Linked DNA regions of Homo sapiens: regions 2 and 3 are each linked to region 1. Evidence: chromatin loops called from intact Hi-C (ENCODE). Cell type or tissue: heart left ventricle. All regions are shown on one strand.

What was found. Peaks named below come from ENCODE experiments on the same cell type or tissue, not always from the same donor. Only the 100,000 strongest peaks of a DNase experiment are listed, where the experiment ranks them.
Region 2: a loop joins it to region 1, with 4 times the contacts of the local background. A loop is called at or near these places in 5 of 110 quality-filtered maps.
Region 3: a loop joins it to region 1, with 5 times the contacts of the local background. A loop is called at or near these places in 4 of 110 quality-filtered maps.

Annotation. Positions count from the first base shown.
Region 1 is chr1:81,301,620-81,309,619 of GRCh38, forward strand. It overlaps a transcript of ADGRL2 not described here. Among named protein-coding and RNA genes, the nearest start is that of ADGRL2, 500 kb to the right of the region's middle. RefSeq lists an enhancer at 4,690-5,282. In heart left ventricle, a CTCF peak has its summit at 4,477; no DNase peak of the experiment used is centred here; H3K4me3 peaks cover 3,145 bases; H3K27ac peaks cover 2,368 bases.
Region 2 is chr1:81,488,080-81,496,079 of GRCh38, forward strand. It overlaps a transcript of ADGRL2 not described here. Among named protein-coding and RNA genes, the nearest start is that of ADGRL2, 310 kb to the right of the region's middle. In heart left ventricle, no CTCF peak of the experiment used is centred here; no DNase peak of the experiment used is centred here; H3K27ac peaks cover 2,578 bases.
Region 3 is chr1:81,475,266-81,483,265 of GRCh38, forward strand. It overlaps a transcript of ADGRL2 not described here. Among named protein-coding and RNA genes, the nearest start is that of ADGRL2, 320 kb to the right of the region's middle. In heart left ventricle, no CTCF peak of the experiment used is centred here; a DNase peak (open chromatin) is centred at 3,056; H3K4me3 peaks cover 960 bases; H3K27ac peaks cover 757 bases.

The sequences.
Region 1 (8,000 bases):
GTTAGGAACTTGTGTCTGCTGGGAAACAAACACTGAGAGGGAACAGGGATGTAAGAGTCTTAAGAGTTTGATCAGGGACCCAAACCTCTGAAAATCAAAAGAGGAAAAAGTCGGGGTTGAGCAGGTAAGCCTCAGACCACAGTGAAAATCTGACAGTCTTGACCAACCCAAAGGGAACTAGGAATAAAAGCTGCCCATGAGAGGAATCCTGCACTGGGCGGAAAGAGACAGGCCTAAAGAAACCCACTAAGCTTGGTCATTCTCTAAGAACTACCTGATAAGGTGAATTCTGAAGGTGGAGTCTGTTAGCTAACTTCATTCCTTGCCGCAGAACCACAAGGTTTTTATTGAAGGGAAACTCAAATAGCATACCTCCCTGGCTACTATGGAACATTAAATAGTTTTTAAATCTTTGGGAAAAGAGTGGAATGTTGAATGAAACCACTCTTTCAACCTCCATTGTAGCCAGTGGGGGTGAGGAGGGAGGGCTACAATCGAAAGATAATTTAAAATAATCCTAATATAGTCAGTCATTCTGTTAATCAGCATAATTTTTTAATCATTTGTGGTTTAGGTGCCCTTTCTGGAGGTTTTACTTGTCATTGTGTTTATGGGAAATTGACAGTTATTAATTGTTTTTAAGCTTGAACCAGTCCTTATTAGAATTCAAATGTATTTCCCACTACTGGGTCCAATATCTATGTAATCATTTATCTTATAGTGAATTTTACTGTAAGCGTAATATTTACAAGAAGCAATTTGTCATTCCTGGGTTAAGTATAGAAACTTCAATATTTTCTGGATAAATATGTCAAAAAAACTAAAATTCAAGCAATAGAAGAGAATGGGAAGCTTATAGTGTCTTATATTAGACTTGGGAGGTTTGCTATTTGGTTTGACTCGATTATCATTATTGTTTTATAAATATAATTTTCTAATTATTACCCATCATTAACATTAATGGCATTAATGCTGGTAATCCATCTCCCTAAGGATTTCAAAGTGCGATATTTTTTCTAAGCTAAATGATTTCCAGGACTCCAGCAGCAATTCCCACCTTGATTTGCTGCACCCGAAGTCTCCAAATACAATTAATTTTAATTCATATAAGAATATACCCATTTTGGGTTAGGAAATGGGGTGGCAGATACTCACAAACAATTTTGGAACATTTCCACTCCCTAAATATTTAGATCTCTAATCTAATTGGCACTATATCCCCCTTTTTGTCACGGTAGACAGCACTCCTTGTCATTTAAACTTTTCTCTATGTGTGTGTTCCCAGGTCTGGGGAGCCTGGAAGAACGCATGTGCAAGCAGAAGGCTGAGGCCCAGGAGGTACAAATGACCCATCATGCTTATGCCCAGTGTTTCTCCTTTCTGTGACCTGCTCCCCAGTCGTGCCCTAACATTCCAGTTGGTCTGTCTCCAGTTCCCACTGATCCTCTACTCTATGCTCTGAGCATATGCCACTGATTGCCCCGGCTCGTGGCGCTCTCTCCTGCTGTCCTGCCCTCCGTCCTCGTGTTCATTCACCCCGGCCTTCTCCTCCTGCATCCCTTACTTGCCCAAACAGCTCCTACTCTGTCGTCAAGAGTCACATGAAGCATCATCTAGTCTACAGAGAACTCCTTAATTACCCCCAACTGTGTTTTGCCTTCTTTACTTTCTTTCCTCTGAATGTTTTTTCTTTGTACAGTTGTCCAATATTAGTATCAATCTGTTTACCTACCTGTTTCCATCACTTCCGCTAAAAACTGAAGGCAAGGACGATACATTTTCATATATATACCCTAGGTTCTTGTGACAAAACACTGCGTTTTTATTGAATAAATGAATGAATGAATCCCTCCTCATCATTCTGGTGAACCAGGAGGCCAGCACCTCCACAGTCACTCTCTGAGTTGCTGCTGCAAGGTCCCTCCCACACTAGCAGCACAGGTAGGGCGCCATCCTCATTACCCCCACACAGCGCCACATACGCCAAAGGAGCTTTCTCTCTACCTTAACTGAAATCTGACCTTTCCTTGGCATGCTTATCTTCAACCAGTTACTAGAAAAAAGTATCTCTGATACAATAATTAAAACTACTGTGAATTCATGTGTCACTCTAAGTGTAAATTGTTCACGTGTTAATTTTGCCAGTAGTGAGTGAATTGAAAAAGAGACTGGGAAGCCAGTAAAACATAGAAATGAACCCCTAATGGTGGCATTTCAGGAAATAGGAGAAGACAGATGGGAAGATATTTCTGGACCAGAGTGCTTCTGGGTGCCCTTCACATTGTACCACACAAGCCATTTCCATTCCTGTACAGAAGGTTGGATCTGCTGCTACAACACTCTCTGGCTCTCCTGAGAACAGTATTTCTATTTTTGTCTTTTATAAAAAGGTAAAAGCACCCTTCTTTCTGGTTGTCAGGGAACAGGAAGGAGCCCCCTCTCATACAATGACCAGAAAAAGCCAATAACAAACTCATCTTTTTTCTACATTCAGTAGACACCATAGTAACACTTCCCAGTTTACAGATAGGCAATGAAGTTCAATGGAAACAGATTTTTAATAATTATAATTATACCTTACACTGATTAAGTGTTTACCCAGGTGCTATGCTAATCCTTTTCCTTTATTTCTTACACCAACCATAAAAGTAAGGTTATTTTATTATCCACATTTTATAAGAAAGTTAGCTAACTTGCCCATGGTCAGACAGATAAATGTCTGAGTCACAAAACTGGTGTCCAGAAAGTTATGACTCAGACCCCTAAATATGCCATCTGGAAGGCATCCCTGGTTTCAATAAGGGGCACCTAATTGTGGTTACATGTCAATATACAATCTAGCACTACTGGTACTATTATCACTCTTCTTTATATGACAAGACATTTATATTTACCTTTCCTTTTCTATTCATGAGAGTACAGAATACATCATAATTTCTGCATCCAATTTTTATATTAAATGACTGGTAAAGGAAATATAAACACTTTGCTGTGATTTTCAATATTTTTTCTGCAAAAATTTATGAAACATCTACAATATGTAAAAGACATTTTCAAAATATTTGGGGAGATATTTTAGAGGAAATCGTATGGTCCCTGATTCAAAAGAGTTTACAACCTGAAAAGTAATATTAACACCTCAGTAACATTACAAGTCCAACCTGTGTACAAGCTGTGTCCAAATAGAAAAAAACCTGAGAAGTCACCCAACCACTTAGAGAGCAATCAGACTATTGGATGTCAGAGACATAAAATAACTATTGTCTTCACCCTTTTACTTTCAGGCAATTGTCTCCTAAACACTGTTATAGTCACTAAGTCTGCATACTTTAGAAACTCCAGATCGTCACTAAATCTCATGGAAATGTGTATTGGCATTTTCCTTGAGATTTCTTTTAAAGTATCACTTCTGTCCATCAAGTCAGAGTCCTTATAAGTGTAGTGTGTTTAAATTCTTTATCTTTCCTGACAGTCTATAGAGTCCCAATAGCAGCAAAAATCTAACTGAACTCCCTACTACTCCCTGCAAATATGCTCATATGTTTATGTTGAGAGTTTTAATGCCATTTGTTGAAATATATTTAACCTATATCACTTGGTTCACACCAAGTTAATGCTAGCTCCTACAAGGCTATGATCAATTCAGTCAACTAGTTGGTTTGACTGATTTTTCCTTTGAATTCACCTAATTGCTGGGCTGTTTAAGTATCTGCAGATACCTTTACACAAAAGAAGGCAGGCTTCACATTAGCTTGCTAAAAGAGGGTTATTATTTTCTTCTGAGATCTGCTATGGACTTATTGAGTGGCTGTTGGCAAGAGTAATGATCATATTTGCCCTCTCCTCTTTCTCATTTTTAAAACAAGAATATGAATATAAAACAACCCAGAAAAACTCCAAAGATGCTAAATGAATAAGTTAATAATCATTGTTTATTTAAAGATACAACTGTATTGTACAAAGAGAGGGATTTCTTTTACCCTGAAATGCCAATAAGAAGCCATATGAAAAACAAAAATAACAATTTAAAGAGATTTTTAAAAAGCTCCCATTCAGTAGTACAATTGGGTTCTTTTCAGATAATTAATCATTAAGAAATATTTAAGTACTATTTTCTATTTACATTGCAGTATATATCACTGGCTCTTTGAAAGTTAACAGGGATTAATTTTCTTTCAAAATAAATATTCCACTTAACTAATTGTCTGTGTTCTTTCACTGCTGTCTACGCCATTCAAGCCAAAACACCGATCTCATTCAAAACTCAGAATTTCATCCAAATTTGTGTACCTGGCCACTAATAAAAGATTTTTGGTATGCTGTCTAAAATCCTAATGACAAAATAGGGAGAATCATAAAATGTTCATAAAAATCGGATGGGATCAAACATCAGCTAATCTGAGTATATTTTTCTCTATGATTAACCAGTTCTTAATGACAACATTTCTTATCTTACAACTGTGACATGAAGAGGGAGCTGTAGCTCTTCTGAGACACAGTTCTGCAAGAACCAGCTTATCCACGCTCTCCGATCTCGTGTCTGTTTCTCTTTCTCTCTCCCTCTCTTGCGCTGTCCCTCATTCATGCACTCTTCCATCTTTTTGCCATTGTGCCAGCTCAATTTAAATGTATCTGCTCTGTATCTGTTCAAGTGGAGATAATCCATGCAAATCAGGAGCCGTGGCTCTCAATGCCTGGTTCACAGAGAGGACTCAGCTTGAGGAGGTCACTCGTTCACAGCCGCTCCTCCCATTATATTTTTCCCCTTATTGCAGAACTGCTGTATGTATACAGTGACTGAAAGGACTCAATTTACTGCAACTGCTGCCTGGCTTTACTTACAACTTTTTTTTTTTTATAAAGGAACTTACCTCCATCTGTCTTTTCAAGGTAGGAAGTCTGATTCTTCTAAAGACGTGTGTAATGCCTCCACTGTCTGCTCATTATCAAATGTCACTTGAATGCTTTATATTGTTGCTGGCATTAGGTACAAATACTGTGATTCCAGGTGCCTCACGCTTTTGTTACTTAACCATATAGGTACAATTGTTTAAGTGCTGGGTATTATAATGTTTATTTTCCCTGCAGCAAGCTTCAGTTTTACAATGCCAGAAAGATTAGAGTATCCACTCTCTAATGTAGAAATATAATCCTCTATCAAGTTTTCCCTCTTAGAAAAACATTAATTTCTCAGTATGTTTTAACTTATTATGTATGCTGGCCAATAATAGCCAAGTGTAAAATTCAACCGTAACAAATTTTTTTTTTAACCTGGAGCCCTCCTGCAGCATTTTCTGTGAAAAATAACTAACTGTTGAAATGTTTTTAACAACAGCAACAAAATAATAGATTTTACTTTATTTTGCTGCAAAGCAAAAAGCTGAAGGCCTTATTGCTAACAGGCCTGTCAGATAGATTTATTCTTCACCATTTTAAAATTGTTACTAGGCTATGCAGAAGTATTACAAATAGTTAGGATTCAGTTACTGTCATTATCCATGTGATTATTTATTGTTTTGAGATTGAAATTGTATTACAGAAAAGTTTAATGTAGCAAGGCTTTAAAAAACCTGAATGTTTGTATAACACTGTTTGAGATCAATTTTTGAGAATGATTTCAATAGCCAAATGATTAGGTTTGGATTAAAAATGCATGTAAGAGTCTAGCAGATTTGACAATACACATGGTGATTTATGTAAGCAATTCCTGGGCTTACGTTACTTCATATGTGTCTCCTTGAAGTTACTTATAATATTTTAATCACTCCTTAGTCATATCAATTTTAAAACATACTGAAATGTCATAACATTATAGACTTTAAAATCTCTTTTTGACTAGTACAAATATAATTAGAACATTCCAGTTACAATTTAGATTTCAATAAATGCAATATGTCTTTGAAAGTACTCCTTATTAATATAATTTTGCATTTATTACCTTATTTTTCTAAGAAGGATTTGACATGTGGCTATGACAAGGCTAGTTAATCTCTTATATAAGATAGAATTGAACATAAGCAGTAAACAAAGTTGACAGTCCTGAAAAGAAGAAAAAATTATCCTCTGGTATACTGAATAGTTCTGATGACATAAATCTTACATTTCATCTTCTAGGTAGATACTTGTAGTTAGTGAAGTTCGAAGGAAAAAAAATTTATTATCCACATAAAATATCTCAATGCCAAAAATGTGCAGTTCTTTTTCTTTTTGATAGAGTCTTCTATTGTAAAAAAAAATGCGCCTTGATTTTTGAGTACAGTACAAGGCATGAAGCCCTGTCATTGTTAGCATAAAGAAGACATCTACACAAGTATTACTGTGCAGAGGGCAATCTTTCTGTCTCTGGCATTTGTTAGGTTACTGCACGTAGAATTTAACAGATAAATATGTTCTGCTTCGTGGCATTTTAGTGATCCTACTGGTATGCAAGCTACTCGGCTAGGATAGCAACCGAAAAAAAAAAGGTATATGTTTTATAGCAGTGGGTAATAAAAGACCTTCACAGTGAGAGAAGAGGAATTTGACTTATTTATTACACAGTAATTAGAATTTCTTTAAAATTCTTTGAAATGCCGAGTTGTAAAGTAAACTGAGGCTTTCCAGGAAGGGCTAATTGAATTTATCTATTTGAGCCATGTAGTTGTCCGTGAATATCTTCTTCACAGACACTGTCGCTGGAGAATTCCATTCACACCTTCAGCATTACAGGGAAAGAAAAGGATTTGTCACTAACAGTAAAGGATGACAATTTCATATTTAAAACGAGTTTGAGAACAGCACCCTACACAGGAAAACCTTAACAGATGGAAAGGTGCGTGGGATTGCCTGATTATGTGAACTTGAGACTAGTGTGAAACTAAAGGATGCCCTTTCAGAACAAAGGAACGCCATGTAATACTCTGTCAGCAGTCAAGCTGAGGATAGATATAAAAAGTGGCCAAGGAGATCTTTTGGGGACAGAGAAAATGCAAACAATGAGACATTCTCTTTTCAACCAAATTACCAGGGTTTGACAGGTATAAAGGCACTCCCCATGGAATGTCACACCATCATTTCACAGAGACTTATTTCAAAAGCACATATTTTATAGACTTTCGCATTTGTTTGCAAACCTCTGAGAAAACTCTCCAAAGACCTAACTTGTATGCCTTAAGTTAGGTTTTACAACTATGCATCCAAAATAAAATGGTCACAGCCTTCAACTCCCTTGGGTTTCTTTTGCCTCATCTGTAAACTTGCCATTCCTCTAGTAACTCATTCAAGCAACTGTTCAAGACAAGTTACATTTTACTCCATTTTAGTGTGCCTTGCAGCAGAATCTATAGAACTGGTAAACTTTATGGCTATATATAATACCATGTTGTTATTCCCACCTGGCTCTTTGCTGCTGCTTTTACTGAGTACAGTTAAAAAGATAAATTATCATCTTAAAAGGATGCTATGGAAGGTGTTAATAAGTTTTATCTAACTTCAGGAGTGTTCACTGGGGCTGTAGAAACTTGCGACCCTGCTTAAGGGGAAATGATGTGCGTCATCAGCAGACATTCACTGCCTATATCTTCTGTAAATATTTCAAATTTCAAGAAGGATTCTGTAATACCGTATATATTTCCTAAATCATGGAAGTTATTGCTGCATATGGATTGATTATGATATTGAGTGAAAACCCAATGGATTTTGCTTTATAGGTAATAACTTAAATTTGTACACCACCACTATGGGGTCAGTGAAACCATCATCCCCATTTCAAAGATAAAGAGAGGTACAGAGAGGTTTAAGTAACTTAGCCAAGGCCACACAGTTGGGACAGAACTGGGATGTGAACCCATTTATTCTGTTCCTGGCTTTGAAAACTCACACAATAATGCCTTCCTAATTATCTCTGATGACTAGTAGTAGGGACATTCCACCCCCCACAAATAGCAAAAGTGCTCCGATTTACCCATTTGTCATCTGGATTCAAATATCTGATTCTGATTTTCCAACTCTTTTCAAAGTTC
Region 2 (8,000 bases), 190 kb after region 1:
ACTTCTAGAGAATTTAAAGAATGAGCACCATTTTTCCCCTTTATTTTTATTTTTTCCTCTTTTGAGGAAATTAAAGGCTAGGACTTTCAAAAACAACTGAATATATGAGGAAAATTTGAAAGTGACTATGTATGTCCAGGGAAAAAAGCAGGTTCAGAAAAGTCCTGAAAAGACCTTAAATTTACACCTCAGGTGGATCCTTGGCACAGAGAGTGCCTACAACAATACAAAAATCACAAAATCAATAAATAAAAACGTTAACAAAAAACAGCAAACTCTGGGGAAAGGGAAGAATCTGGTTTCCAGAGTTACCACATTATTAGATTAAAATGTCCAGAGACCGGGCACAGTAGCACAAGCCTGTGATTGTAGCACTTTGAGAGACCGAGGCATGCAAATAGCTTGAGCTCAGGAGTTTTGAAACCAGCCTGTGCAACATGGCAAAACCTGTCTCTACAAAAAAAAAAAAAAATACAAAAATTAACTGGATATGGTGGCACACACCTGTAGTCCAGCTACCTGGGAGGCTGAGGTGAGAAGATAGCTTGAGCATGGGAGGTCGGGGCTGCAGTAAGAAAGATCATGCTGCTGCACTCCAGCCTAGGTGACAGAATGAGACCCTGTCTCAAAAAGGAGGAAAGTAAGTCCAGTTTTCGATTAAAAAAACCATGAGTCGTACAAAGAAGCAGAAAAGAATTGTCCCTCAAAGCAAATAAATCAATAAAATGATCCCTTAAAAAGACCTGATGTCTACTAGATAAAGACTTTAAAATAGCACCTTAAAGATATTCAAAAAACTGAATTAAGATAAAGAGAAAGTCAATAAAATGATGTGTGAACAAAATGGAAATATCAATTAAGAGATGGAAAATCTGGCTGGGTGCAGTGGCTCACACCTGTAATCCCAGCACTGTGGGAAGTTGAGGTGGGTTGAGATCACCTGAGGTCAGCAGTTTGAGACTAGCCTGGCCAACATGGTGAAACCCTGTCTCTACTAAAAATACAAAAATTAGCTGGGCACGTGGTGTGCTCCTGTAATCCCAGCTACTCTGGAGGCTGAGGCAGGAGAATCACTTGAACCTGGGAGGTGGAGGTTGCAGTGAGCTGAGATTGCAACACTGCACTCCAGCGTGGGTGACAGAGGGAGACTCTGTCTCAAAAAAAAAATTAATAATAAAATAAAATAGATGGAAAATCTAAAAAGAAACTAAAAAAATCAAGAGCTGAAAAATACAATAATTTAAATGAAAAATTCACTAGAGGAATTCAGAGGCACATTTGAGCAGACAGAAGAATCAGCAAACTTGAAGACAGGACAATGGAAATTATTGAGTCTGAGGAACAGAAAGAAATAAGATTAAAACAAAATATACAGCCTAAGGGACCTGTGGGACACCATTAAACAGACCAACATACACACTGTGGAAGTCCCAGAAGTAGAGGAGAGACAGGAAAAAGAAGAAAGAATATTTGAAGAAATAATAGCTGAAAACATCACAAATATGATGAAAGACATGAATTTGTACATCCAAGAAGCTCAAACTCCAAGTAAGATGAGCTCAACAAGACCCACATGAAGACACATAATAATTAAACTTTTGATTGAAAGACAGAGAATCTTGTAAGCTGCAAGACAGAAGTGGCTCATCGCATACAAGGGATCCATAATAAGTTTATCAGATGATTTCTCATTAGAAATTGTAGAGGCCCAACAGCAGTGGGCCAATATATTCAAAGTGTTAAAAGCAAAAAGGCATCAATCAAGAAGTCTATGTTCAGCAAAACTGCCATTCAAAAATTAAAAAGAAATTAAAGGATGGTTAGATAAACAAAAGCTAAGAAAGTTCATTATCCCTGGAACTGCCTGGCAAGAAATACTTAAGAGAGTCTTCCAGGGTGAAATGAGAGACTATATAGTAACTGAAAGCCATATGAAGAAATATCTCAATAAAGGTAAATATGTGGTCAATTATAAAAGCTAATATTATAGTAACAACCATTTGTAAATCTACTTTTTGTTTTCTACATGATTTGAGCGACTTAACATATTCTTTTTTTTTTTTTTTTTCGAGACAGAGTTTCGCTCTTGTTGCCCAGGCTAGAGTGCAATGGCACGATCTTGGCTCACTGCAACCTCCACCTCCTTGGTTCAGGCAATTCTCCTGCCTCAGCCTCCCAAGTAGCTGGAATTACAGGTGTGCGCCATGATGTCTGGCTACTTTTTGTATTTTTAGTAGAGATGGGGCTTCAACATGTTAGTCAGGCTGGTCTCGAGCTCCTGACCTCAGGTGATCCACCGGCCCTGGCCTCCCAAAGTGCTGGGATTACAGGCATGAGCCACCATGCCTGGCAACTTAACATATTCCTAAAAATTATTAGAAAAAGGAAGCAGCCTAATAGAAAAATGGGCAAAAGACTAAATAGGCAAGTTATTAAATAGTGTACCCAAATAGTGACAAGCTTATGACAGTATTCTCAACCTCATTAGCCAGCAAGAAACTGCACATTAAAACTACAGTGGGATACTACTAACACCCACAAAATAGTTTTTTAAAGAAATGTTTTAATAACAATACCAATGATGTACAGGGATGTGGAGCAACTGCAACTCACACACAGCTGGTGAGAGCATACAACACAGTCATTTTGGAAGGCGTCTTGGCAGTATTTTCCAAAGTGGAAGGTACTTGAAATTTTAGTCCTAAGCATATCCTTTACATAAATGCATACATATGCACATTAAAAGGCATGCACAAGAATGTACATAGCAACTTTATTCATCATAACCCCAAATGCAAGCAACACAATGCCCACCAACAATAGAATGGATAAATAAAACAGTGAAGTATTCTAAAGTAAGGCACTATTGACCTTGTGGGCCAGATAACTCTTTGTTATGAGAATCTGACCTGTACTTTGTAAGATATTTAGTAGCACCCACTAGATGCCAATAGCATTTCCCTAGTTGTGATAAAATGTTTCCAGTAACCATTAAATGTCGCCTTGGGGGATTAAATCCCACCCCCTTGAGAATAACTTCTCTAAAACAATAAAAATAAACTTCTGCTACATGAAACGTAGTGGACAAATATATAATGTTATGTGAAAACAGCTAAACACAAAAGAGTACCTGCTATAGGATTTCATTTAAATAAAGCTCTAAAACAAGCTAAATTATGTGATATCTGTTGGAATTTTTATTACATTTGGGAGAACAGTAACTAGCAGGAGGCATATGGAAGATAGTCTAGTCTAGGTGAGATTCTCTATACATCCCAATCTGGGTAATGCTCACATGGGTGTGTTCTTTGTGAAAATTCATCAAGCTATACTTTTATGATTTTGCTATATATACTCTGCTTCAAAAAAAAAGACTACTCAAGATTATATATTTGTAAGCCTAGAGATGAAGAGACACATAATTCTAGAATATGAAGCAAATGTTAGAAAGAGTTACTTTAAAAACACAAACAGAAGGGATTCCAACATCTCAAATTGGAAGAGAGAAAAACTGAGCTTTGTTAGAACCAAAGATGACAGAAAGAGAAGTGACAACACTGAGTAAAAAGAAAGAAAGGAAATCTTATTTCCACAGGGAATAGAAAAGGTGCTAAAAGAAAACATTTTAACCCAGGACTAGAAAGTAAAACAATTTCTACGGTGGTGGGTGCTGCTAATTATCCACTTGTTATTTTTTTCTGTCATTCTTTCTCAATCAAGAGAACCCCAGATTTATTCTATGCAATACTGTGCTCGCGAAATGTTGCATTATTCAGCTCTCCTTGTAAACAGGGTTGTCCAAAGTGATGTGGCCATGAAAGCTGGTATTGCTGCAGTCACCATATGACATGAGATGACTGAAGATGGAAACCAGTGCCAAAATGTAGTTAAGCACAAAGAATGAAACTGAGTCTCTGATGACCATAGAGGCCCTCATCTTCACCCTGGACTGCCTGTTTCTGGCATTTTACATGAAAGGAAGAAAACCACTCTTTTAATTTTGTTTAAAAAGGAGTATGTGCAATAATTTATAACTTTGTTTCTTTCTAGTAGGAAATAAAGACTGCCCATCTCCAGTAATGTTTCTGTCATCCTTTTTTCAGTCTAACATTTTTATTTTCTTTGACCTAATATGTAGAAAACGCTCATGACTTTGCATATGTGGTTTGAATTAATGAAAAAGAAGAAGAAAAGCAAAGGGTAAATCTTGAACACACAAAAGAGAAGGTGATTTTATGTAAATATCTTTGTAAAATAACCAATGAAGTGAAAAACACTTCAAATTCTGCTTACTTTTTAAATATCAATATTCAAATAGTTTTGTTTCAAAAATTCAAAATTCAGTTAAACACACAGAACTTTATTCTGATAATGACAGTCTATTGACTGAGATCACATGGGAATGAGAAATGTAATAAAAAAGAAATGCTTAGATTATTGCTAGAAAAAAGTATGCATAAATTAGAAATACTTGGACCTAGACATACTACAGTACTATGTGTTTCTAATTGTTGAAAATCATCACTGTGCAATATTTAAACTTAAACTAAGAATGCTTCATTTCTAAAGTTGGAAAAACTAATTTCAAGTGAATAAAATCATCTTCAAAATTGGATATAATATTCAATATTCTAAGTTCAGAAAGAAGTTTTAAACAGCAAGGCATTTAATATTGCCATCCAGATACTATTCTGATCTGCTGATGTGGAGTTTACTACTGACGTCAATCAGAAATTTGCTTAAGTAGGGACTGATGAATAGAGTATACTTCCTTTCTGGATTTCTTCTTCTATCCAGAAACATAACAGGAAGGTCATTTGTTTTAGAATAGAAGAGTATGTGAGTGGTATAAAATGACCTTGAATTATGATCTCTTCTGACATCTAATGTGTAATATGTATTTTTAAAATCTAGGAGCAAATACATAAAACTATAGGTAAGTGATAGACAAAACCTGAAAGAAGAAAACTCCTTTTTAAAAAACAATGTAACTCAGTCCAAGTACCAGTGAAAAATATTTGTATCTAAATGTGATATAGTTCTAAGAAGCAGAGTCATTCAGCCTCCAACAGGTTTGTGAAATGTATTTCAGGAGAAAAGAAATTATCAAACAAATGTACCCCACTCCCGCCCCACAGTAAAACTAAATGCAATAGCATGATAGCTCAGCAGATGCAATGTGAGGTTGCCCTGCATGTCAGCATGACAAGACAGTGTATAACTCTAGCTAAAAGCCAAACTTGTAGGGAAAGCATATTTGCTGTCCATCAAACATAGGCCCATGGTTGCAATAAATACTTATCTTTATCTATCACTGGCTACCTGCCTATCTTTAATTTCAGGCCCTTGAAATTTTATTTCATTAACTATTAAGATACGCTTGTGCTCTCCTATTTTTAGGCCTATTTCTCAAAAGTGTTCTATTTGTATAATACATCAAAAAAGAAGACAGTGGCTGTATGTTTCTTCCCGTTGTTGGGATATTTGGAAGGAAGGGAGTGGAGGTTATTTTGGGCAAGAGTTTGTCTCTGGTCAGCTGAAACACATCAGTGAAGTAATTTCTATTTAAGTCTTGGCTTTGTCACTCAGCCTGTAATAAGCCAGAACTGTCAAACAGAAATCAGAACACAAATCAGTAATGGTTGCCAGAAAAAATGGACAGAAGAAAAAAATTCGATTTACAAGGCAGGAGGGAGTGGTCAGTGGTTACTTGCAGCACAAGCCAACAGTTTCCTCAGAAGTTTGGATCAGTAGACGCTATACACTTATTCAAAAATCCTGTTGCTTACTTGGGGAGAGGGCTTATTAATTATTTAAAACGTGGGGACAGCTGTATTGTTCTCAGTCTGATTCTCAATGTGAAGAAAATAAGAGGCAATGTGGGTGAGTAGGACAAGATAGAGGCACTTTCTGAAACAATTTTAATATGAATTGCTCACTTCACTTTGAAATCAGCTGAATGCTAGAATGTCAACAGTCACAAACTTATGTCTCCTTCATGTTTTGACAATGTTCAGTGATCTAATAGCACCAAGTTTTGCAAACTCTCTTGCCTAAATGCCAATTCTGCATATTAAGTTAGCTCTGTCTCAGTAGGGGTGTCAGAATCTTGCTGATTTTCACTCACTGAAGTGTAAGGCTTGCTTCAATCAATCAGCAACATTCTCAGCAATTTATCCATTCCATGTAAACTGAAACAAGATAATGTGTCCCATTTTTAAAATCTGGTCTATACTCGTCATTTTAAAAAGTATAATCTGGAGGCTCAGTCCCTTATCCTTCTTCTGAAGATGAACAGTTTATCTTGGAATGGCTTTTCCCTGGACAAGATCAAATGCCCATGCTAAAGCAACTTTCCCATCATCTGCAATCTGCTTCATGGGATAAATAATACAGTCACAAAATTTTACTGATGAAGAAAATCTTAAAGATCACCTGTGACATTCATTTCATGTCACCACTGAGAAAACAGAACTCTGAGAAATAAAGTAACTTCCTCAAGAACACAGCACTTTGGTGCCAAAGTGTGGCCTGATACCCAGAAGTCTTGATTACCAACCAGTCCATCATTCTTGTTGGCACCCCTACAAATGTAACTGGAAAACATGGACATCAACACTTCTCTTTTACAAATTCTCTCTCTTTACAATTTTACTTGATTTTACTTTTTCTTCATCTTGGAATCTTTTGTTTTAATACATCAGTTCCCCTTTTTGGAAATGTCTGTGCTAAAGGCCATTAATAAAGAAGTATTCAGAGCTGACACATCCCAAATAATGAAGCTGCTAACCTACATTACCATATTATACTTAATAAAATTAATTCGCCCATGTAAACCTTGAGTAGGCAAATTTGCACTTAGAACACACAGAGAACCATATTTGTGACACAGATAGATAACTATTAACTCCTTTTAAGCTTTCAAATGCCTTAGGATTTCAGAGTAAAGAATCAGAAAACTGCAGCTCTAATTCAAATGAATCAGGGTAGAGCAGATGGTTGAAGAAGGAACACAAGCAAGAAGGAAATCTCCTGTTCTCCCTTTCTGATTACTTTGCCCACAGAGGAATAACGATTCAGAGAAAATCAGTAATCATGGCGGATGTCATTAGCATATTCCCAATAAGGGAGCTTACGTAAAAATTCCCAGAGAAAATGAATGACTACTTGCAGATCAATTTGCAAAAGGCGCTCATCTCCAGCTGCCTCCCTTCTCCCAAAATGTGAATGATTTAAGACTTAAAAATTGAAGTTTGTAAAAGTTATGGGCAAATGCTAAAGGTTGTTTAAGTTAATAATGATGATTATTACAAGTAAAATAGAGCAGGTATATTTTCAAGTTTGTCAGTAATTAGTAGTACCTAATGTTTCACATTTCTAATTAAATTCCATTTGTGCTGCAACAAAATCCAAAGACTTATTAAAATATTGAATAACCCTCTCCCTCTCATCTCTTCATAATGGCTGATTAAGCAAACTGCAATGAAGCACCTTCATTGTTTTATTGTGAATCCATGTGGTAAAGTGTGTTTTTCTCTCTCTTAATTGATGAGCAGAAATCATTGAAACAGCACATCAACTCCATAGAAAAACTTGCACAAACAATTTTAAAAGGGGAAAAATTTCAACTCAGGTAACTAGGAATTTAGCATGCTTTTGTTGAGAAAATATTTCAGAAGTTGTGCTTTTAACTAAATGCGGTGCAAGAAAATGACAGATGCTTGCTTAAAGTTATACAGAAAACACCTGATAAGTTTGTCATTGGTAACCATTTCTCATTGTTCTCCTGTACAGTTTCTAGATTTCTAGTTATTGAGAGGGTACAAACATCCATTGCTCTTTGTCAAGTTGAATATTTAACCCTCAAACACAAGACAGAAGAATTCCCTTTCATAGGAGGAATAGCAGTTACCAAATATGCAAACACCTTTATCAATAATAAATCTCCCTCATAAATTAACCATGAGACACAATATTGGCAGGTCTTCATATTAAATAGA
Region 3 (8,000 bases), 170 kb after region 1:
TTATTTTATCTGAGTATGTGAACTTAGCTAAAAAGATGCATGCATAATCAGCTACTCCCCTGAGTACCATCTCAGTTTTTATTACTATTGTTTACGTCTTGACAACTCTTCCTCTTTCTCTGCTGTCTGACATCTTTGCTCAAAGGTATCTACTAGCCTTTAGGTGACATAGGTGAGCTCTTTCTCAAAAGATTTTTAAAGCATTTATGCAGATTTTAGAATAATTTGTGAAAAAGAATTAGGAATACCTATTTTACTATGTTACAATTTGACCAATGTTAGCCTAAGATGTGCCGTCATTTGATGGATGAGGGAAAAAGAATGCTAAAACCTTTAATAATTTTGTAAATGGGTTCATCTTTCCTAAAGAGAAAAGCAAAGATCTCTCATACTAAAAGGATTATTTGGGGGGAGGAGATGGACAGAGAAGTACAAAAGACAAGAAAAACTGTAAGTGATAAAGACTGGGACAAGTAGATGACAGAAAAGACACAAAGAGTAGGGATATCAAATTGCTGACAACTCAAGTGTCAACTTGGGTTAATAGTGCCCTTCCTGGAGGAGGATGTTCAGAAAAATTGTGAGGCTATTACAATCTGTGTAGGAAAGCTGTCATGAGTAGTTAGTTATCTCTGCCACGGGGGCAAGTAGCAGGAATAGGGCATAAGTGCCTTGTATTTCCATTTCTATGCCAGAAGGGAAAGTTCTCTGCTACAAGAAAACCAGTGAGTGTTCAGAGGAAGCAGTGCTTCCATAGGTGTCAGGGAATCCCAGCTACGTCAACATTGAGGAACCTACGTCTGAATTTATATTTTCCACTGAAGAGAAAAGCCTTCACACTAGACACTTAAATATATGGGTAGGAAAAAAAGAAAGAAAGAGAAAGAGCATAAGTGACAGAGAGAGAAAGAAAAAGAAAAAAAGGAAAGAAAGGGAAAGCAAAAAAGAATGAAACAAGGAAGGAAGAAAGTACAATCTTTTGATTAGATCACATCCTTTAGGTCTCCACTATTATACCTTAAAATACTGAGAGAACTTGACAATATGATTGGTGAGGTAGTCTAAGTAAAGCTGCAAAAATATCTAAGTAAAGCAGCAAAAATTGTGAGGAGTAGGAAATGTATCAGAAACTGGGTATGAGCCAAATATTATCCTAGTGCTCAAGAAGAAGAGAAAAAGATGGATTATATTTACCAAAGAAACAATGTCCCTTCTCCTTTCCAAAGTGAACACCTCCTCCACCTGTGCTTTTTCACCTCAAGCCCAGATCCTTCTTCTCTTCTCTTTCTACACAAATTTATTGAAACGTTGTGCCTGCTTACCTTCCATTTTCCTTCTCCCATTTTCCTGTCAATTCTTTTCAATGGATTCCATAGAAATCTCGCAAAGTTGCTATTTAAAGGATTCCTAAGTGTCCAATTTCTAGTACATCATTAAACATGTCCCATTACACCTTCTTTCAGATAACATTGTGCAGTTTAACCTGTGATATCCTGTGTTTTTTCTGCAGTCATTCTACCTTTTTCTCATTCTGGCTTCTCCTTCATTGACTATAGATATCCTCTCAGATTCTGTCCTCAGATTCGCCATTCCAAATGCTTATCTTAGAAATTTTATCAACATCCATCGATTAAACTGTATTTTTAAATCACCCACATTTACCTGCCTAGTCCAGGTACCCTAAATATTACTGGTTTTGCATTTCAGCTGCCCTGTGGAAATATCCATGGATGTCCCACACATAGCTCATTTCAACTTGCCCAAATAAAACTTATCCTCTCTGTTCACAGAACTACTTTTCGTTCTGTTCCTCAGATTGGTTGACCATTGCCACTAACCCACCCTGGAACCAATACTATGTACCCACCATGCACTGTGCTATGGTTTACATGTGTCATATCACATAATAGGCACACCAGCCCTCCAAGATGGATTATTATACCCATTTTACAGATGAGGAAATGGAGACAATAAGAGGTTAAGTAACTTGCCCAAAAGGCCAATAGGCTGTCATATCGTAAAGCCAGAATTACTCCTAACACCTGACTATCCTGACAGCCAATAATATTTTCATGCCAACCTGAAGAAAACATGTATAAATAAATAAGGAAATGTGGATTCATTCTGTTTCTACAGAAAACAGGGCTGGAGCAGTGAAGAGAAATTACATGAATATAGATTTCTGTCATTTTATCAAATAACTTCTTAAGAGACACAGCAAAGAAACAAGTTTCCTGGCAAAGTGACGGCTTCCAACACAGGACAGTTGCAAAAGGATCTTTTGGATAATGAGAAAATGTAGACTACACAGACTCCTAAAGTTCACAATATGCCCTGGCACTCCTGCAGTTTGTAGGATAGCTCTTCAGTAGTTAGTTTATTAATCCTGTAAAGAACAAAACAGATGCATGCAGCCATTTAGTAAATATACTGCATGTTAGAGAATCAATATATTTTTGTATTAAACAGTCTAAAGTCATGAAAACTTTGGTAACGAAAAGCTAGAATTTTAAATAAGAAGAAAGTGTTTTTTATTTTAGTGATTCAGCTGCTTCAGGTCGTGTTGTGTTCTCTGTTTTGAAAAGCAGCTACCACAGCTGCTGCAAACATTTTTGAATGATCCATCACTACGATGTCATTCTGGCTGCAGCGTCATCTTGTGTGGCTCAGGAAGGAAGAGGGGAGAAAAGTGTGAACGGAACAAATGGCACACTGTGTTCCAAAACTGAAGAGAGCATTTTTTGTATATTTGAGAGTAATTTTTTTGCATTGTTTATTTTTGGGGGTTTTCTTTAAACATACACTTTAATGTATTGTCTTTAAAAAAAAATACTGCTTTCAGAAAGAGTCTGTGCTCAACAGTTTGCATCCTGCGATAATTATTCCTTGGGGGAGTCGGTAAATAGGAGCAAGGGGCAGGAGGAGTCATTATCTCCAACTAAAACTACAGTGGGAACATCGGAGAGGTGAGGTATCAGATAAGAGATGCAGGAATCCATGCTCGGTTCCTGTGGCCGTACAGGCTGGGCGATATGCCCAGGGCTCTAGATGATTCTGCAGAGGCCACTGGCAGGTGCCTACAATGAGACTCTGTTCATCCACTTTAATTAGCACCTCATCACTTTCAGTTTGGTGTCACCCAGCTGGCTACAGCTAGACGACACCTCCAGCTTGAACTGGGCTCCATTCCATTTTCTTGGAGCTTATCGAGACATGTGGTGCTTGCTTTAAGTGCAGCTGGTGCTGGCACTTTCATTGTAAATTTAAATCTCTGTTTGGAAAAAGGTGATAAGAACAGTTTGTTTCAAGTCGCTGGTGTTTAAGCCTTAAGCAATTCCCAGCAAATACATTCAAGGCTCCTTCTGGTTTGATCGGCTACAATTTGTAGTCGTCTTATTAATAGTGGCAGTGTTCAGATTCTTCTTAATGCTATTCACATTAAGGAAGTCGCTACACTGCCTCACGATTTCTCTGTGGTTCAGAGTTTGTGCTGATTGCTTTTAGCATTTTTGGTGATGCTTGTTGATCAGTGTAAGTTATGAGAAAAATACTGGCATCTGCATGCATTTATTTGAGTTTTTTTTTTCTTGTTTCAATGGAACAAAAAATGAGATGCTTACTAGATGCATTCTGTTTCATTGCAGTTATTTCTCAATAACTCAGGGTGCTAATATCCAAGACTGCACAGTGAGCTACAAGTGAAAGCTTAATGATCTTCTGTTTTTCCATACAGTTATTGCACCATCAGTATTTAACTCATTTCTTTATAAAACATCTTATTATATATTGTGTTTGAAAGTATTGTGTAAAAATAATGTCTGTTAATGTATTTTGTAACCAATTTGTATATCTCTTGGTTTTTGTCCCCAAGATTGGCAAACTTGATTAAAATATTTTTTTCTTTTTTAAAAAATTTCTTCTTATAGGCTGGGTGTGGTGGCTCATGCCTGTAATCCCAGCACTTTGGGAGGCCGAGATGGGTGGATCACCTCAGGTCAGGAATTTGAGACCAGCTTGGCTAACATGGCAAAACCCTGTCTCTACTAAAAATACAAAAAAAAAAAAAAATTAGCTGGGTGTGGTGGCGGGCACCTGTAATCCCAGCTGCTCGGGAGGCTGAGGCAGGAGAATCACTTGAACCCAGGATGCAGAGGTTACAGTGAGCCAAGATCGCGCCATTGCACTCCAGAGTACAACAGAGTGAGACTCCGTCTGAAAAATAAAAAAAAAGAAATTTCTTCTTAAACGCCTTTAGATACTCTGTAGGCATCAGATACCCACATTTTGGAGATAAGGAATGAAAAACTGAAATTAAAATTACTTCCTTTTTATATAGTATTCTCAGCAACCTTACGAGAGACAGGGAAAACAACCTCAAATGGATGACTACAGTACTAAAAAGAATGTTGATTATTGCATCCTTCTAATTCCTTTCTCTTTCTCTCTTTCTGGAACTAACAAATAACCCCAGTGGAGGAAACATTTCCCATGTGATTTTACATCTGAGCGAATTTAACCAGGAAAGTCTTGTTTCTAAAGCTTAAATTTTGTGGAATTATTTCCTTATTGATAGTTTATGGGGTTTCCTAATTTAGATGTCTTCATTTGTTCTCTTAACTCAAAATCACACTTTTATTAGTAACATTTTAAGTCAAAATGATACCTTAAGTTGCAACCGAAGTTTTATGGACATTATCTAATATAGTTTTCATGAAAATTCTGATTTTTTGTAGGTAAGGAAACTTAATTTCAGACAAATTAAGTCATGGGCTGGTGTCACATAGCTGATGATAGAAGAGGGAGGTCTCAAGCCTAGTCTCTGTTATACAGCACAAGGCTGGAAACCAGCTAAAGATTCTTCAACCAGAATCTTCCTCCTAAGAAACAAGAAACAAGGGCAACTAGGAGGCTTTAGGCATTCGTTTCCAGCATTATTACCATTTTCCTTGGCCTGGTGGATGAACTTTTCAGAGACTGGTTTTATCATTTATAATAGACAAAATCATACTGAACTCATATGACTATTACTACAGCTAGATAAGGTAAAAAGTCAAGTATTTAGCACAGTAAATAATAGTTACCTTCATTTCTTCTTTATACCAAAAATATAGATGCCTAGTCTAGCATTACCAGATGAAACTGAAATATTCTTAGTTGGTCAGTTAAGAACTATATGATGTTTATTTTGACAGTTCGTCCTGAAGCAGAGTAATATTTCACATTATAAGTTTTAATTTCAGAACATATAGCATAAGCCCACCCTTTCTTTCTCTGTATAAGAAAGATGGAAAATATTTTTTAAATTATACAAGATATAGCTGACCATATTAGGGAAAGGAAGTATACATTTTAAAAATTTACTGATTTATAGTCATAATAGACAAATATTTATTTTCATATGAGCTAGCATTCACTTATATAACGACTAAGTGGTTTTTGAAAACTCATTGTATCCTAACAATGAGTTATCTGATGTCTAGTTTTCATTAAACCTGTTTTCCAGATAAGGAAACTGAAGTGCAAAAAGGCAAGGTCATCTAGTACAGGAATTTACCCCACTCAGCACCCACATTCAACCATATATGCTGTGTTAAAATAATTTAAATATTACTTGTTGTGACAATTTTATCAACTTAAATCTTACAGTTATGAAGAAATTCTCCTGAACGTCTGTATCCTTTAAGGGTTAGATCATAAGTATATTTCAGCATTTATGTCATTTATTTGTTAAAATTAGTCGTTATCAATAAAACTACTCATTGGAGTTGAAAATAAATACAAATTAAAGAAATTTAATTTGAACATTGGATAACAATAAAAATTGTTGTTCAGTGTTTTTCCATGATTTCCATCAGTGTCTAGTAACAATCCTTTTAAACATAATAAAAATAACCATAGATACTAGAAATTGTTTGTGAAAGTAATGGAGGAGCTAATTGAGATTTCTAAACTAAGAAGCCCCATAAACTATCAATAAGGAGATAATTCCGCAAAATTTAACTTTAGAAACAAGGCTTTCCCGGTCAAATTCACTCAGATGTAAAATCACATGGGGAATGTTTCCCCCACTTGGGTTATGCATTGATTCCAGAAAGACAGAAAGAAATTAGAAGGATGCAATAATCAACATTCTGTTTAGGACTGTAGTCATCCATCTGAGGTTGTTTCTCCTGTCCCTTGTAAGATTGCAGGGATGAGATGTGGCCCTCGGCGCAGAAGCTCCCAGGCAGGTGGGCAACTGCCTGGGGCAGGACCAGCTTCAGCTGTGAGCCTTGCTCTCCCTGATTTGGGGGAAGACCAAAAGTCGTGTTTCGTTAATCTGGGTAACCTCATTTTCATCTCATTTAACTAGTCTAAGTTAATTGAACTACCTGCTGAGATCTCTGGCACATAGCTAAATAAGGTGAAATGAGGTTACAATGTTCCCTAACCCACTTTTGGCCCCATTTACTGTATAGGCTGGTTTTCAAAGAGGGTCAGAAAACACTTTGAAAATGGCAGATTACATCCTACTGCTTTGTAGCTACACCTATGTCAATTCCTTGTCATCCTGCTCCTTAACTTCACCTCTCCTTAAATATGTAGCCCTTCCCTGTTTCTTTGCCTCCATCTCACACAGATCCACTTCTCATTTTTTCAAGTCAGTTACCAACATAACATATCCTTAGACCCTTCCCACCCATATCTATGTACTCTATTGACGTTTCTGACACATTGTGTCCACAACTGCTCTCTATGGCTCTTTGTCTCCCAACAGATCTCACTAAACTCTCTTTTAGTCTGAACAGACTATGTGTACCCAAGGTTAAAAGTTGCCTTGAAAAATAAAAATTCAACCCACCAACTGCTTAGACTCTTTTAAAACACCAGTTTGAGAATTTAGCACTGCTATGATTGCATTCATTAATTATTTGGGCTTTAGCAGAAACTGATATTAGTTATTTCTGACATAGAGAACAAAATATAGTTTGCGGCCAAACAAACAGAAAGTTTGAATAAAGCACCGTATGTTTCTGCATTGTTTTCTCTTGCAAAAGTCCTAATGGAGGATTCATTTCAGTGATTCATTGTGTCCTTAAAAATGTAATTTTTCTTTTGCCATCCAAGTAATACGTGTTTATTATAGAACAACTTAAAAAAAATTATCTTTGCTCTTGTCCTAAACCCACACATATAATTTATTATTTTAAAATAAGGCGAATAGCTATTGATACTTAAATACTTAATTTTGCCTGTGCAAATCTGAGTTTAAAGCCAAAATGCCTGAATTAGTGATGTATACTAATTGCCATAAATATCTTGTAAGAACTCACTGAGTATTTTACTTTTAACCTGCGTTTCCATCGCTATCAGTGTTTCATTCTAGATAGTAGTAATTATAAAACCATTAAATGTATTGCAGCATAAAAACATCTTTATGTTTGTAAACACAGGAGATATTAGATAGGGTTCCATTTGTAAATGTAAGATAATTTCTTCCTATAGGTTATCATTCTGTCTTATACCTTCACTAAAACAGTATCTATCCTTACATTTTACATTATATATATGTTTTATATATTGAATTATACATATATTTTATACATTATATTTATATTAGCTATATCCTTATATTTTACAGTGAGCACACAGAAACATCCTGTACACCACACTAATTTTATTTAGAATGTTCACTTTCTCTTCCATGACTACTCTTACTCTCTCTAATCTATTTATGTATGAATATACTCAAGTTTATGGAGCTATTTTTTTATTTAATTTGTTCCTAAACATGCTATAGAAAGTTGACAACTGCGTGATATTAAGAAAGAATAGTCACCCTCAGAACCCAGACTCACCAATAGAAGAACTCTTCATTAGCTGTTTTATGAAACTGAAACCCAAACCTAATCTGAATGTTGTAGGATTGTTTCTCAAACTGTATCTGTTTTATAGCTTCTCATGGACACTTTTTTAAAGTTCCAGTTTTAGAGCGACAAGTGCCTTTTATATGAGTCTTA